Linked DNA regions of Homo sapiens: region 2 is linked to region 1. A link is a loop called in an ENCODE intact Hi-C map of the cell type or tissue named here. Cell type or tissue: mammary epithelial cell. All regions are shown on one strand.

The links. Peaks named below come from ENCODE experiments on the same cell type or tissue, not always from the same donor. Only the 100,000 strongest peaks of a DNase experiment are listed, where the experiment ranks them.
Region 2: it touches region 1 in a loop (4-fold over the local background); 3 of 110 quality-filtered maps call a loop at or near these places.

The regions. Positions count from the first base shown.
Region 1 is chr2:67,460,573-67,468,572 of GRCh38, reverse strand. It overlaps LOC107985891 (a long non-coding RNA gene), which reads left to right and starts at 4,076. Exons shown (of 3, transcript XR_001739520.2): 1 at 4,076-4,549; 2 at 6,035-6,170. RefSeq lists an enhancer at 4,202-4,782. In mammary epithelial cell, no CTCF peak of the experiment used is centred here; DNase peaks (open chromatin) are centred at 4,522, 5,292 and 5,612; H3K27ac peaks cover 2,051 bases.
Region 2 is chr2:67,254,907-67,262,906 of GRCh38, reverse strand. The region is part of intron 1 of LINC01828 (long intergenic non-protein coding RNA 1828); the gene reads right to left. Among named protein-coding and RNA genes, the nearest start is that of LINC01829, 44 kb to the right of the region's middle. In mammary epithelial cell, no CTCF peak of the experiment used is centred here; DNase peaks (open chromatin) are centred at 2,916, 3,066, 6,506, 6,766 and 1 weaker place; H3K27ac peaks cover 3,915 bases.

The DNA.
Region 1 (8,000 bases):
TATTAGTCATTATTGACATTATTTTTAAAGTTTTCAAGTGCAAGCACTAATTAAAAGGATAAGATTCTAACCGTTTAATTAAGTTTGATGAGTTATAGAATTTTTGAGGATGGTAAGCAAGTATTTGCCTGGGTTGCATCATCAAAGGCATCAGATGAAGAATTGTTTCAATCTAAGGCATGTTTCTCAATAAATGCTTCATTTACACAAGCTAGAATTTTCAATTCTTATCCAATGTTATATATAGTTGTCTAGATGAATCTTTGAATTACTGTGTAACTATTAATAACTGTTCACAATGCACATTGTATATCTACCTTGTACCTAAAGGCCATGATAATGATTATAGAAATAAAAATGAATGAAATGGTCCACATTCAAAGACATACTATCTAGTAAAGGAAACAGATGTAAAACAAACAAATACCATACAGTGTACCAATCTCATTTGTATCTGTACAAAGATAGCCCAGAGGAAGAAATGACAATTTTTTTTCTGTAGAAGTCAAGGAAAAGGTAAACCCAAGCAGAATCTTTATTTTATTTTATTTTATTTTATTTTATTTGAGATGGAGTCTTGCTCTGTCACCAGGCTGGAGTGCAGTGGCGTGATCTCGGCTCATTGCAACCTCCACCTCCCGGGTGCAAGCAATTCTCCTGCCTCAGCCTCCCGAGTAGCTGGGATTACAGGCACCCGCCACCACACCCAGCTAATTTTTGTATTTTTAATAGAGACGGGGTTTCACCATGTTGGCCAGGAGGGTCTTGATCTCCTGACCTCGTGATCTGCCCACCTTAGCCTCCCAAAGTGCTGGGATTACAGGCATGAGCAAATCTTAAAATATTAATAGAAGCATGCTACAGTCACAAAAGGAAGATGATTTGTACACAGGAAATAATGTTTAGGAGAGCATTAAAGAATGAAACACCAGAGAGAGAAAAAGGGAAGAGAGAGATACAAAACTTCAAACAGCTTTGTGTAGTTAGAACGCAGGCAGCAAGAGGAGGGAGATGAGGCTGGCCATGCTGTCAGGAACTAAATCATGCAAAGCCTTTTGTGCAATACAAAGAAACTTGGCTTTGATTCTGTGGACAATGGTGAACCATGAAAAAGTTTGTGATTTAAAAAATATTACTCTAGAGGCACTTTGGAGGCTGGATTAGGGATTTCAAGGGAGACAGATTAGAATCAGGAAGGCTCTATGGGTGGTCATTATATAGTCCAAATGAAAGATAAAGTGGATCTTAAATAGAGTGAATAAAATAAATATGAGAACTACTAGAAAGGAAGACTTGATTGATTGAATTTGGAGTCAGAGAGAGGAATGGAAGACTTTGAGCCTTAGCAAAGAACCTCGGTATAGCATTTAAGAAAGGGTGGCATTCACAAATGCAGAGGTTAGAGGTAGTCTTGAAATTGTTTTTAATTACTCATTAGCAGAAATGATCATTATTCTCAACTCATACTCAGGTTCCAGAGATAGGGAAGTGGCATGTTCCATCATACACCACCGCACTTGGCAGATTCCTGGGAAAACAATCAGTAACTCCCCTGTAGGCCCTGTGAGAACAGCTCAGAAGCTACAGTCAACAGAGTTGGGCCAGAGCTGTCCCTACTTAAAACAACCAGTAGGGATGAAAAAAATTCAGTAAGTCGTTTGGTTGTTTGGTCTACATGACACTGCCCCCTACTATCTCTGAACCTGGAAGAAAGTCCTACATACACACAAGCACACACAGAGACACACACAAACACATCAGAACAATTGGAGGAGTATTCTCACGGATATAATTGGATATTTTGACTGTAAATGCCATGTCCATGGAAACGAAGATGATCTCAGTACTGGGGAACCTACTCATCTCAAGAGCAAACATTTGTTTCAGATATGTTCTGAAATGCCAATATTTGTTAGAGGAGAATTTGCTTCTGGATATTTCTCTAATTTCTGCCTTTGCTGCTGTTGCTGTTCCAAAAATCTTAGGCTTTTCCAATACAATTATTCCCTGAATATAAAAATATAGATACCTAGCTATGACCCAGGTATTGTGATGAGTTTTACATAACTTACCTCATTTAATCCCCACAACGACCTACAGATATATACTGACACTATCCTAATTTTTTTTTTCTTGAGATGGAGTCTTTCTCTGTCCCCCAGGCTGGAGTGCAGTGGCACAATCTCAGCTCATTGCAAGCTCTGCCTCCTGGGTTGATGCCGTTCTCCTGCCTCAGCCTCCCAAGTAGCTGGGACTACAGGTGCCTGCCACCACACCTGGCTAATTTTTTATATTTTTAGTAGAGATGGGGTTTCACCATGTTATCCAGGATGGTCTCGATCTCCTGACCTCGTGATCTGCCCGCCTCAGCCTCCCAAAGTGCTGGGATTACAGGCGTGAGCCACCACGCCCAGGCCTATCTTAAATTTTTAGATAAAGAAACAGAAGCACAGAGAGGTTAAATGACTTGCGCAAGGTCACACAGCTAGGAAATGTACAGACAGGGTTCAACCCCAAGAAGCCTGGCTGCTTATCCAAATGATCTTATCCAAATGCACTTCCCATGTTCAGTTTATTTGGATTTACCATTGGACCATATTTCCTTGGACACAAGATTACAACACAACCATTTCAATTATTGCCAACCCTTTGTCATTTACAAGCTCAAAGTGCAAATCTGTAGTCACATGATCCCATGCAAATTTCAGAAAGCCTAAAATGATGAGCTCACACACCCAGTCTGGTGACTTTACATTGAGATCCAGCTAAACTGCATGAATTATCAAGGCTAAAATTAGGACTCTTACATCTTAGCTAACACCTGCCTCTCTCTGTGCTAAAATATAATTAGCTGCTTTTCCTGGGGGAAATTGTAAAACTGAATGCAATTAAACAAAAGGAGAGACAGCAGATTGTACAGCAAAACAAAACAAAACAAAAAGTACTTAAAAAGCCAAGATAGATACATATTCAAAGGTAGCAATTTCAGAGGCAAGGCAGACCTTTCTTATTTTGCAGTAATGTTCTGAATGGCAAAGAGCATGGCCTTTGGCACATGCTTGGTCCTCCATGTTTGTTCACTGCTATGCACACTGTTTGGGGTTGAATTAGGACTTTGGCAGGGCAGCCATTCTCTAGCTATGGTTGTATATTCATTGATGACCCCAAAAAGCAGGTGATCTGTGCCATCCAGTCCACATGCCTCACACCCAAATAGCCCAGTGGAAAGATCCCTCAAGTGCCACATGTGAGTCCTGGATGCTCGTAGAGGCTCTTGTGCTAGCTAAAGTTGTGGGATGTGGTTCCAGTTGCTTGACTTCTCTTGGTCTAGCTTTTCTTGCACTGAAATGACAAGAAAATGATCCCTGCCCTATTTTCCTCAGGAGAATACAGTGAGACTCAGAAAGGGCTAAAAACAAATAGGCCACTTTACTCAAGTTTTGCCAATGAAATGCCTAGAATACAACCATTTGTAGAAATAAGTTCACAAGTGGTTGAAAAGGCAATGAGCAAAATTCTAGGGGAAGACTCCATTACTTAAGACAAAGACATCACCTTTCCCAAACAGGATGTAGAAACTGCCACTGTCCAAAAGGTAGGCCAAAAAATAAAACCCACCAACAAGCAAACAAACCAACCCATGGTCCAGTCACTAACCATGAAAAGGTTTGTAAGTGCATCAGAGGAGATTAATCCTTAACTGGAGAGAAATAATAATCAAGGTATATGTGTACCACAAAACATTGTAGCTGGGAAAAAGAGACTTTAGGGAGGAGAAACAGGAAGAAGAAAACTAAAGCTTAGTGTTAGTCTCATACTACAACATGTCAGCCCAAGATACTATGGGCTGTTTTACTGAACAGGGCAAAGCTGCTTTAATTTAGCGGTGTTTATTTGGAAAGGTTTGCTATCCCAGTGCTCTTTGCAGTACACCACATATGCTGGTGTGTTTTTTGGCTGTACCTGGAGGCGTGCTGTGGGCTGACGAATGTCCAGGTGTGAAAATTCACGTTAGCCATGTATATGCACTGTGGATTTATTTCTTTGCACTTTTTTTGCCCTCCTAATTGAAATAGTAAAATTGACTATACTCAAAGCTTGAATAGTCCCCCAGACATTAGTGTTATAAATTAATGATTAGAAATATAATTCCTTGTATACGTCTTTCTGCCATCGCATCTTTCAAATGCAAAGTCAGTATGGAATAAGAATCAGAGAAATGTAACCTGACATTGAACTTGAAACCAAACACATTGACAAAACAAAAGAACACAAGCAGAAAAAAAGAAAAGGGAACTTTGAAAATCATCTTCATAAGGCATTCTGAATCTGCAACAATCTATTTTTCCAGATTAACAAATCTTGGTCTCTTCTAGGTGTTTTGAACTAGATTACTGACTGGCCATCTGTGGCAGGCCCACTCCTGGATGTCATGCCCCTGTTAATGAAATCTGGGCGTGCGCTCGTAAACAGACCTGGTGAATGGTAGACGTCAGCCATTGCGTGATGGACAATCATCAATCATCCATTGTCAGTTATTTCTGTCCCAGTGAGTAAGCCTTTATTTAAAGCATTAAGTAAGAATGTTGCCAGACCACAGGAACAAGCCCTGAGCTGTTTGCAGGTGCTGCTATTCACAGCTGCCAATTAAACCCCTGACATTTCCATATTGGCCATGAGGCACAGCATATGCTTTTGACATACCAATTCTTTAAAAAAAAAAAAATCACCAATCTCAGATTATCAATACATGCCTTTTTCTTTTTCCATGGTTACTACATGAAGCTTTTTAAAATTGTTTATTTTACAAATAGAGGAAGGAGAATCAGAAAAAGTTCTAGTGAACTGAATTATTAAGATGTGCACATAATATTCTTTCTTGTGGGAAAGTGGCTGGCATTTCTGATGTGAAAAGTCTTCCCTGATGCCTAAATCTACATAGCAAAGTCTCCTATCAGGACTTCAACATTAAAAAATATTTTTCTTGCCTTTTTACTTATATTTTTTTCTTTTTGATTCTCAAATAGTAATACTATTTTAATGTAATCCAGTACATTAAAACTAGATATTGCAATTTTGATTATGATTCTGTGTCTTTCATTGAGATGCAAAATGATTATAGTTTGCAAGTGTGCCTTGTATTTAAATAATTTCATGAAATTTGCAGAGACTTTTTATTTAGTCTCAAATGTAAGTACATGAAAGGGTGTGTTCCTAGGCAAAGGGTGTGTTCCTAGGCAAAGGGTGTGTTCCTAGGTAAAGGGTGTGTTCCTGTGTGTTACATCATGGCTTTACATTCACATATTTCCAGGTTGGAAGATAAAAGCATCCAACCACTCTCAGAGGATCATAGGCGTAGTGGATGTATTCACCTATAAGTACTATAAATAGGCAGGGGCAGGGGAGAAGAGCCTACATGCACCTTTCAGGAATATTTCACTGTTTTTTATTGATTTTCACTTTTTCTAGATATGGGTAGCTCTTGATAAGAAATGAATTGTGGTGACAATCATGAAAATTTTAACTAAATCATTCTTTCTGGTTAGTCTTTAGAAAATAAAGGCATGTTCTATGTGGTTTCCTATTGTTTTGCCAACAATAGCATCAAAATCATCTGTGATTAAGTATGAGTCTCTATTTTCAAGGTTGAGCAACAGACCTTGATATGGAACTACCACCCTCTTCTTTCCCCATCCTCTGTCCATAGAGCTGAGCTGAACAGAGTTACTTCCACATTTTCTTGAAATCTCTAAATCCCGCTACTTTCAGGGACATTTGTTGAGGAAAGCAAAGTTGACAAGCTAGGATTTCTTTCAAATAAACTGAGCTGATGACTGTAGCAGGTGAGTTTTTTTTTCCCATAGCGATAATTTTACATTCTTTTCCTGCTTCTGAGAGGAGGAAAACGTTGCCATCTTATTTGACAGATGCTCAGTAGTGTTTCATCTTTAAAAAGAGAGAATATTTGTTATTGCCATCTATGTAATGAAAGAGTACTTAAAAAGAGCAGTCTTTTTTTTTTTTTTTTTTTAAGAGACAGGGTCTCTCTATGTTGCCCAGGCTGGAGTGCAGTGACTATTCACAGGTGCAATCAGAGCTCATCATAGTCTCCAAACTCCTGCTCTCAAGTGATCTTCCTGCCTCAGCTTACGTAGTAGTGGAGACAGCAGGTATGTGTCTGGCTAAAAGAGCTATCTTTTAATAAAAATATTTTTCCTCTGTAAATTAATTTTGTCGTAAGAGCTGCCTCACCAACCTAATGTATGGTGAAGACCTGAACAAGAGTGAAAATTTTAGCATTATATGAAGATGCAATGGCTTGCAATGGCCTTGAGCCCTTGGGCTACATGAACACTTACCACTGAACAGAGCTGAGGATGCTGAGCTGTGGCATTGGCTTTAGGCTGTTCATTTGTGATAATGTCTTCCCACAGGCTTTGTGATACAAAATGAAAGGAAAGGTCTGGATTTGCCGCCCTGATGCTCTGTGCCTAACTAGCACCCTATGCGCCGCTTATCTCCACTTGATTCCAGGTCTTCCAAGTGCCCCTGGTTGTAGTCATAATGATAGTAATAGTGATGAGGACAATGATCACAATAATAATAATGGAAGCCATCATTATGGCAGGCAGCTTTGGACTGTAGTTGAGAGTGCAGATTCCGTAGCGAGCCAGACTGGTTTTAATCTTGCCTCTGCCAATTACAAGCCATGAGACCCTGGTCAAGTTACTTAATCCATTTGTTCTTCAGTTGCTTTCTCTGTGAAATGGAGGGAGTAATAGCAACTACCTCATTGGTACATCGAATGCTTAGAGCAGTACCTGGAACATCTGGGACATACTTCAGGAAGTGCTAGAGGAGTGTTAGATAAAATAAATGAGTATTCCTAGTATATCTGCACAGGAGATTTCATCTTAATTCTAATGCATTTTTGCTATACACACACACACACACACACACACACACACACACACACACACACATATATATATATATATATATATATATATATATAGAGAGAGAGAGAGAGAGAGAGAGAGAGAGAGTTATTCCAGTTTTTCAGGTGGGGGAATTGAGGCTGTATGAGGTTAAGTAATATCTCCCAAGGCTGCCAGCTAGTGATTTGCCAAATGGTGATTTTAACCTGGGTTGGTGTAATTTCAAAACCCATGCTCTTTCCATCTCCAGGCTTCCTATCCTATGCAGTCATTTCACAACCGTATACCAATGATCAAAAGAAAAGTGGCAAGGGATTGAAGGAAATAGAAACAGAATAAGAAACCTCAGAGAAAGCAAGAATTTCACAGTGTAAGGGCATCAGGAAATCCTCTAAGGACAGAGGTAGATAAACACTTTCCCAAGGTCAGAAGCCCAGCAGTCACCACACTTATAGATCCTGAGTTCACTCATTCATTCATTTGACAGATATGTATGTTCCTTATATTTCCACAAAAGGGTTGGCAACCTCATGTGTAGCCATTTAATAAGAGCATGTGTTCTATGTAACTTTGTCAAAGAAAGAGGCCCAGGAAAGCCACAGGAAAAGATACTGATGGGAAGATGCCAGGAGTTTCCTGGTGATTGAATCTGATTTGGTAAGTTCTGGGGCTGCTGCTTCTCCCCTGCTTGGATCTCTGAAGGTAGAGAAGGCAAGGAATGGGACAAGGGAAGGGCTGGCTGTCCCAAGACTGGGTGTCATCAGCACATACAAGTTGTCTTTATCGAGGCTAACTGGTATTGGTTTTGGCAGTATTGACGTGGTGATGTTATGTTTCCAATGTTTCCAAGTTCGAAAGACATAGGTCTTTTATTTCCTTTCTGCCTACTAAGATTATTTAGGCTCCACACATGCAAAGCAGAGTATTATGCAATAAATTAATCATATCAGAGCAAAGTAGCCACTGAAAAATTGCCAAACACCATAAACATTGGTCAAAATGGAGTCCAACCATTTGCACGGAGAATAATTGGACCTGTGGATTCACTTGAGGTAACTAAGC
Region 2 (8,000 bases), 210 kb after region 1:
TACAAATTTTCAGTTATGCAAGATGAGTGAGTTCTAGAGATATATTACTGTACAGAATAGTGCCTATAGTTAATAATACTATATGGTATATTTAAAAATTTGCTAAAAGGGTAGATCTTCTGTCAAGTGTTCTTATGACAATAAACAATAATAATAAAGAGGGTGGGAGGAAGCTTTTAGAGGTGATGGACATGTTTATGACATTGACTGTGGTAATGGTTACATGGGTATATACTTACCCATAAACTCAAGTTGTATACTTTAAATATGTACAGCTTTTTGTATGTCCATTATACCTCAAAAAGTGTTTTTTAAAAAATGTTGGCTGGGAGCGGTGGCTCACGCCTGTAATCCCAGAACTTTGGGAGGCCAAGATGGGCAGATCATGAGGTCAGGGGATCGAGACCATCCTGGCTAACATGGTGAAACCCCGTCTCTACTAAAAATACAAAAAAATTAGCCGGCCGTGGTGGCGGGTACCTGTAGTCCCAGCTAGTTGGGAGGCTGAGGCAAGAGAATGGCGTGAACCCAGGAGGTGGAGCTTGCAGTGAGCCGAGATCCCACCACTGCACTCCAGCCTGGGCGACAGAGCACAACAAAAAAGAAAAAGAAAAAAAATTGTCAGTAACAGGTCCGAGTGTAGTGGCTCAAGCCTATAATCACAGCACTTTGGGAGACCAAGGCGGAAGGATTGCTTGAGCCCAGGAGTTCAAGACCAGCCTAGGCAAAATAATGAGACCTCATCTCTTAAAAAAAAAAAAAAAAAAAAAAAAAGGCCGGTAACATGTGGAATGACTACACTTACATCATGTCATGGAAACCTAAATGATACATTACTTAGTGATATAGTTATCTATGTAAAATTAAAAATAAAAGCAAATAAATTATATACAAACAAAAATGAGCCAGAAGACTTGGATTCTAGTCATGTAGACTCTGCTGCATAGGAGGTAACTTTGGACAAGTCACTTCACATCTCTCAACACCAGTTTTCTTACTTATATAATTGAATTCATAATATAACCCTTTATGAGGATCACCTTGTGTGATGTGTATTAAAGCAATTAGCCGAAGCTTAGGTTAGCCCTATGCCTACCGCCCTTACCATCCTGCTTCCCTGGCAAACCAGTTGAAACTTATTTAAATATTTTTTACACTGTGACTGAAACTTCAAATGTCATATATTAAAAACAAAAACAACCTTTAAGATAGTAATCTAGGAGCTTCTGAAATGTATAAATAATGACATCAAACTTCATTTTGTTTTTAGTCCAGACAAACCTTCTGCATAAACACCTATTCCATGGCGTCTTTACGTATGGCCCCAATTTTTCTAAGTAATAGAAAACCAAAATGTATCCTTGGGTTTTGTAAATGGTAATGCACATTGTCTATGGTAGCAGAATCTGTACAAAGGAGGTCATCATTTCCTGGGAAGAGAAGATGAAGAAGTGAATTGAAGAATACAAAACAGAAGGAAAGAAAATGAAAAAGCACCCCATCATCAGATGTGAAGGTCCTAGGGAGTAGAACTCAAGAAATCTGTCAGCTTGAGCAAAACTCAGAACTTGGGGATGAAAAATATGAATGCTAAAACTACAAGTGTGCTGATAGCCTTTTTGCTGGATGGAAAAGAACAAATAATCAACCCACTACAAAGATCGAATCGTGCCGACAGCTCCAGAACGACAGCACTTACTTTGCAGTATGACATGTAGTTTCCATTCAGGGAAGCCCCAGTCAGAGGAGCAGTGTTCCAGTGGGTGGGTCTGACGTCAGGAAGGTGGATTCCATCCGACTTACAGCTGCACCAAAGGCCGACTTTGGCAGCAATTCCTGGGCTATAATTTTATAAACAGTCTTCTCTTCCCAGACTTCCAATGTGAATTTAGACCTCAGCACAGATTCTGTCTCACATCTTTATTCTGTGTCATCACATTCTAATCCGATGACAAACAGTTGGTCTGAGATTTCAGTATATTACTATATTAGTACAATTTATGTCCTGTGTGGAAGTTGATGAAGTGTAAAGACTATACTGCGGACTCGCCTGGATTCTAATCCAGCACCTAAACGGATAGTGTTGCTTTGGTGATCACAACAGCACTGTGTTATGAAATCAAATAGCTAGTTTGTGGTGCTGGCTCACTAGAAGGCACTGGCAGTGCTATTAATCACATTTTCCAAAAACTGGGCCAAAGCGCTGTGATTCTTCTTAAAATAATCATCACTATAATTTGGCATCGAGTCATGCCATGTTTTGCTTGATAAGGTTTACAGAAATATTATTTTTAAATGCATACTCTACGTTAAATAAGAAAGATATGTAGAATGCAGTGGATTCAGCTGAGTAGTCAGAAGATAACTACAGAGGTTACACGAGGCTGCCACTGCCCCATCAAGCAGACAGCGGCTTGATTCTCCCTGCTTAGAGAAAGAGGTAGTGCTAGATGGCAAACCAATTAGCCAAGTGCATTCTCATTCCAAGTTTCCTTCAGCTTATTTTTATTTTTTTTTTTTTAAGAAATTTCCACCACTTGAAAGTAGTGCAGTCTCCTGGCACATCCCAGAAGAAGTAGACCTTAAATAGATGAGCTCAAGAAGGATAGAAAGTAAATCAATTTCCATTTTCACAAGCCTGAGTCTGCTTATTTTCAGAGAGGACAAATCATGCAGAAAATAGTGCCAAATTACTCATGGTTTAATGACAATTTCGCAGAAAAGGCAACTGATCTCCACAGCTGTTATGCTCAGGACTATGTCTGGAGAGAGGTGGCTAGACCTGGATTGGGGTATCAGGGTGAGGACTTAATGCCTCAGGGACTAAAGCCTCACTCTGCTTCCTGGCTTGGCGTGGTGATGTAAACAAGATGCTCTACCTCGGGCAGCTGCCAAGTTGCTCTGCAGTACTCAATGGTATTTGTCATGTCTCCTTATGGCTGGCCTTTTTATCCTTGCTGAAACAAAAGAGATCAAACAATGTCATGTGGTATTACTTGAAGTAAATTCTTGGCCAACTCAACTATTTGCATGATAGTGTCTGGTTTATAACTTCTCTTTATTTTTGTTAGATCAACAGATATTTTTCAGGCCATGCTCCTTTTTGAAAGGGTGAGTATACGGGGAGGGATTATGTGCTAATTTTGCTGGACTATTTTAAAACTTTTAAAAGGAAGAGAAGTAGATGATTAGGCCTTTAGTCATGAGACATGACCTCAGTTTTCTCATAATGTTAAACAGGTAGATGTTGACTTATTGGGCTATTTCTTTCCTTGAACATTGCTCATTGTTGTTAGGGCTATGACATCAGCAGAGGCATGGGAACGTAGTACATTTTCTATAAGTGTGTATCAATTTCCCTATCTCATTGGGCTTGCTTTCATAAATATTTTTTAAAAATTTCTCCACCAGAGCACATCCAAAAGAAATACATGACCCGTATAGATAATTTTAAATTTTTTAGTAGCTACATCAAAAAAGTAAGAGCAGTGAAAGTAATTTTCATAACACATTTTATTTAACCCAATATATCTAAAATATCATTTCAACATAGAATATTACAAAAAATTGCTAATGATACATTTCACATTCATTTTTTCATACCATGTCTTAGAAATCCAGTCCATACAACATACCTCAATTTGAACTAGCCACATTTTAAGTGCTCAGTAGCCACGTGGGGCAGGTGGCCACTGTATTGGACAGCACAGATTGAGACTAAACATGATTACCCCAGCTGTTTTCAAAGTGTGTTTGCAATACCAGTGTAAGATTTTGCAGTATTCAGAAATAATCAAGGCTATAGAAGCCTTATATTATTTTATGTGAACACTTTCAGCGTGTCAAGGCACAAAATAAGTATGTATAAATTTGCTTGCCAGCAGGATTTCTTCTTAGTCACCTATTTAAACTACAAGGATGCCAGTAACCCATAGTGAAACCATAAATATTGGATTTATTATTCCTCCTTTCAATGGTATGACAGACATGTGTACTTAAATGGAGAGACAATTTACAATTGTGAAACATACTTTTTATTATTCCTGTCAAAATTATACTATTTTATTTTTTTTAACTAGAAAAGCCACATGATAAGTAAACTCTAGATTGAAATTCAGAAATATCACCCCTAAGATGAGAATACAGTTGACATACGGTTTGGGTGTCTGGGTCATGGTTTGATTCCACATATGGTGGTTCTTCCATGTAACAAACTGTGATCTCAGCTTGTACCACTCTAGTAAGAAGTCACTATTACTTTGATTTGATTAGCTAATCAGAATCTAAGGTTTAAGTTGAAAGGAAAAACAGGAAGATATATTTAATTCTATTATTTGTGAGATGAGAGGGCTGGACTACAATCAGGGGTTGACAAACTTTTCTGTAAAGAGCCAGGGAGTAAATATATTTTAGGTTTTGTGGGCCACACACTCTGATGCAAGATTCAGCTCTGTTGCTGCAGAGGGAAAGCAGCTACAGAACATATATAAATGCATAAGTGTGGCCAGATTTGGTCCAGTATTTGATCACCGGACGAGGTCAAGGACAATAGACGTGATCTATTTCTACTTCTCCCATCCTCCTAAGCAACGCTGGCTCACTGAATGCAGCATCCCCACTGAGTGTAAATGCAGGTCACAGTCCTTTACAACATAGTACTCCAGGCAACCACTACATGACATTTAGAATTGGCATGTTCATTGAAACTTAGTTTTTGTTATCCCTAGATGATTTATAGGACTGTATCTATTTGAGAAATTATCATTTTTACCATGGATATGCACTTTAATATTTGGAATAAAGAAAAGAGTACTATACACTATGTTTTAAATTTAATGGAGGTGAAAGGAATTTTTAGAAACTTGTGTTGTTTGAGAAAGAAGGCCTGCTACCTGCATTTGTCCTGGGATAGACTGTAAGCTATCTACTTACCTCAGGGTCAATCTGTTCTTGGCAGAAAGATGAAATCTGCTCATCACCATCCAGCCTTTAATCTGAAGAAGAGGAATAGTGATGCCATGGGATATGACATTGTTCAAGGGAGAGGTCTAGTCTCCTTACCAGCAGAGGTAACACCCATTTTGTAGGTCAATTGAAGGACCTTGCTTGAGATCCTGAGGCTCGATTTGAATGTATGGCTGTAGGAGGATAGTATTAGGCTTGGGGGCTTATGAGGAGTAAGAATAACAGACAAAGATATTCTAGAAGGCACTGGAGATAACCACCTTGTTATTAGAGAAAAAAAGGTTAACGTTGCTTCTGTTGATTTTTGGAGAATTCATAGGGTTTTTTTTTTCCTATTGAAAGTTGTAATTCTAAGGCCATAAGGTGGCTTATGCCTGTAATCCCAGCACTTTGGGAGGCCGAGGCGGGTGGATCACGAGGTCAGGAGATCGAGACCATCCTGGCTAACACAGTGAAACCCTGTCTCTACTAAAAATACAAAAAATTAGCTGGGTGTGGTGGCATGCGCCTGTAGTCCCAGCTACTTAGGAGGCTGAGGCAGGAGAAAGGCGTGAACCCAGCAGGCGGAGCTTGCAGTGAGCAGAGATTGCGCCACTGCACTCCATCCTGGGCGACAGAGTGAGACTCCATCTCAAACAAAAAAAAAAAAAAAAAGAAAATTATAGTTCTAAAACAGATTATTTATTAGCGCTTTTCTTTAAGGGCCATAGACTTCCTCTACTCATACTTTTATGCTCTGAGTCATGCCTGTGGCATAAATAATAAAGAACTGATTATTTTTCCATTACAACGAATGAGTAGGATGAGTTGGTTTAGGTATCCTATTCCATTCCAAGAATGGTTTCTTGGAATGTGGATCACTGAGAAGAAAACAACATTAACATCAGCAATGGCAAACTAACGTCATTGCAGAATCCTGGAATGTTAAAGCAGAATCATGGCAGTTAAGCCCAACATTTTACAGATGAAGAAATTGAGGTGAGAAGAAGTGAGACCTTGACTTGTTCAAGGACACTCAGCTAGTAATGACTGAGATTAGAACACAAATCTCACTCTGCATCCAGTACACTTTCTGTTTATACTCATTAGTGTTTTCATGTTTCCTATTTTCTTCTCTTTGGCAGACAGCTAGATCCTCCTTCCAATCATTCAGCGAAGGTCTTCTAGGTGCCTGGTGCTATACCAGGTTCTGTCATGTAGGTTACTGTATTTAATCTTTCTGAATCTCCACAGCATCTCCCTGCTATTATCCCCATTTTACACTTGGAGAAACAGGATCACAGAGAGATGAAGTGATGTGGCCAGGTGACATGGCCATCAGGTGACAGAATCGGAATTATAATCCAGTTCTCTGTACTCCAAATCCGAATCTACTGCACTAGATTTGGTAGGAATGTTTAGCTAACATTTGAAATAGTTGACTCACTTTTTAACTTGCAGGTGGAAAATAGAACAGCAGTTGCTTTACTGACTCTAAAACCAGCTGCTTGAATTGTGGTTGCCCCTGTCCTGTTCCCTCTGGTCTCTGTTGCAATGTTAGTTTCCTTAGTGAAGCAATGGGTGAGAAATAAACAACATAGACAAGCTGTGGGAGGTGAGGGATGCCATTAGTCTTAGGTTTGTAGGTTTAGAAAAGATCTAGAGGGCAGATACAAGAACTCCCTTCTCTTTACAGACTAGGAACTTCACACTCCAAACCATAAAGCAAGTTAGGGTTGAGTCCTAGAATAGGGGGAGAGTCAATAGGTTCTTTCTGTATTATCTGTGATACCTGTAATACATACTTGATACTGATTGCATGTGATTAAACAGGTTGCAACTTGTCTTTATTTTTTGGAGATGTAATTGGAGGCTGGCTTCCTCATCAAAACAGAATGAGTCATTGTGAAAACACAACTTAAGGATATACATTAGAAAATCTAATAATTTTAGGTACAAAGTACTTGAGATGATTTGGTTCAATTCTTTTATTTTACAAATGCATAAATGAAAGCCCAAAGAAATGAAATGGCCACCTGGCATCTCACAGCTTGTTTGTGGCAATAATTCGGCCTTCCGTGCCTGGTGGAGTGTCCTGCCACCACCACACACACAGGTCTTGTGAGGCAAATTTCCACATAAACAAAATGTAGAAATTTTCATATATTTTGTTTGTGTATAAAACATTATTAGAGCCAATTCTTCTAAATCTTTGCGCTATTTGCTCCAATGAACATTTATTGACATTTCATCACTAGTTAGAGACTTAATCCTGGGTTTAAAGGTACACTCTTCAATCTAGAAGTTTTTACTTCTAAGTAATTGTGACCTTGGTGATCTTTGCCATTCATCTTTCAATCTTGTCTAGTCCACTCTAGGAACTTGATGCTTCAAACCACAAAGCTGGTTAAGGCTGAGTCCTAGAATAATAAAGTCATAATAATATAGGTAGTCTTAGTTCTTGCTCCTATTAAGCTGTGTGGTTGCAGACAGTTTGTTCTCAATATATATGTATGGATCCAGACTGAGGGTTGTCCTTAGGGAAGTTAACTCCCCTGCACTTATGGCCTGCCCGGTAAACAAGCTGTCGGAGATTCTGTTGTTTAAGAAAAATTCTAGAGTCAGAAAAGTAAGGTGATGCTGGCATGGGACTTGATGTAGGACACTGCCAATGTGCATGGAAATGCTCACCAGGCTGCAGCTGACGTCTAAGGTGGCCAAGGGGAGGTGGCATTTGCCACAGTTCACCTCCTACCCCACTCAGTGACACTCGTGTGTCATATTAGGTCCACTCTGTCCCTGACATTTCAGAAAGACTTAAGACAGATATGTATAGTCCCCTCTGCTACAGCTGGGAAGTAATTAATGAAGAAATAACTCTCCTGTTCTACTCATTCTGGGTTTTTCTCACTTTCAGCCAAATGTTTCTTTGGCTCATGGTGGGCCTCATGTCCTCTTCCTTGAGGGGTCTGGTTCTTGGTTGCCTTACTTTTGTCAGGTTGAAGTTGCCATGACTGCCCTTTCCCTGTTCTCACAATCATGACAGCACCAAGAGG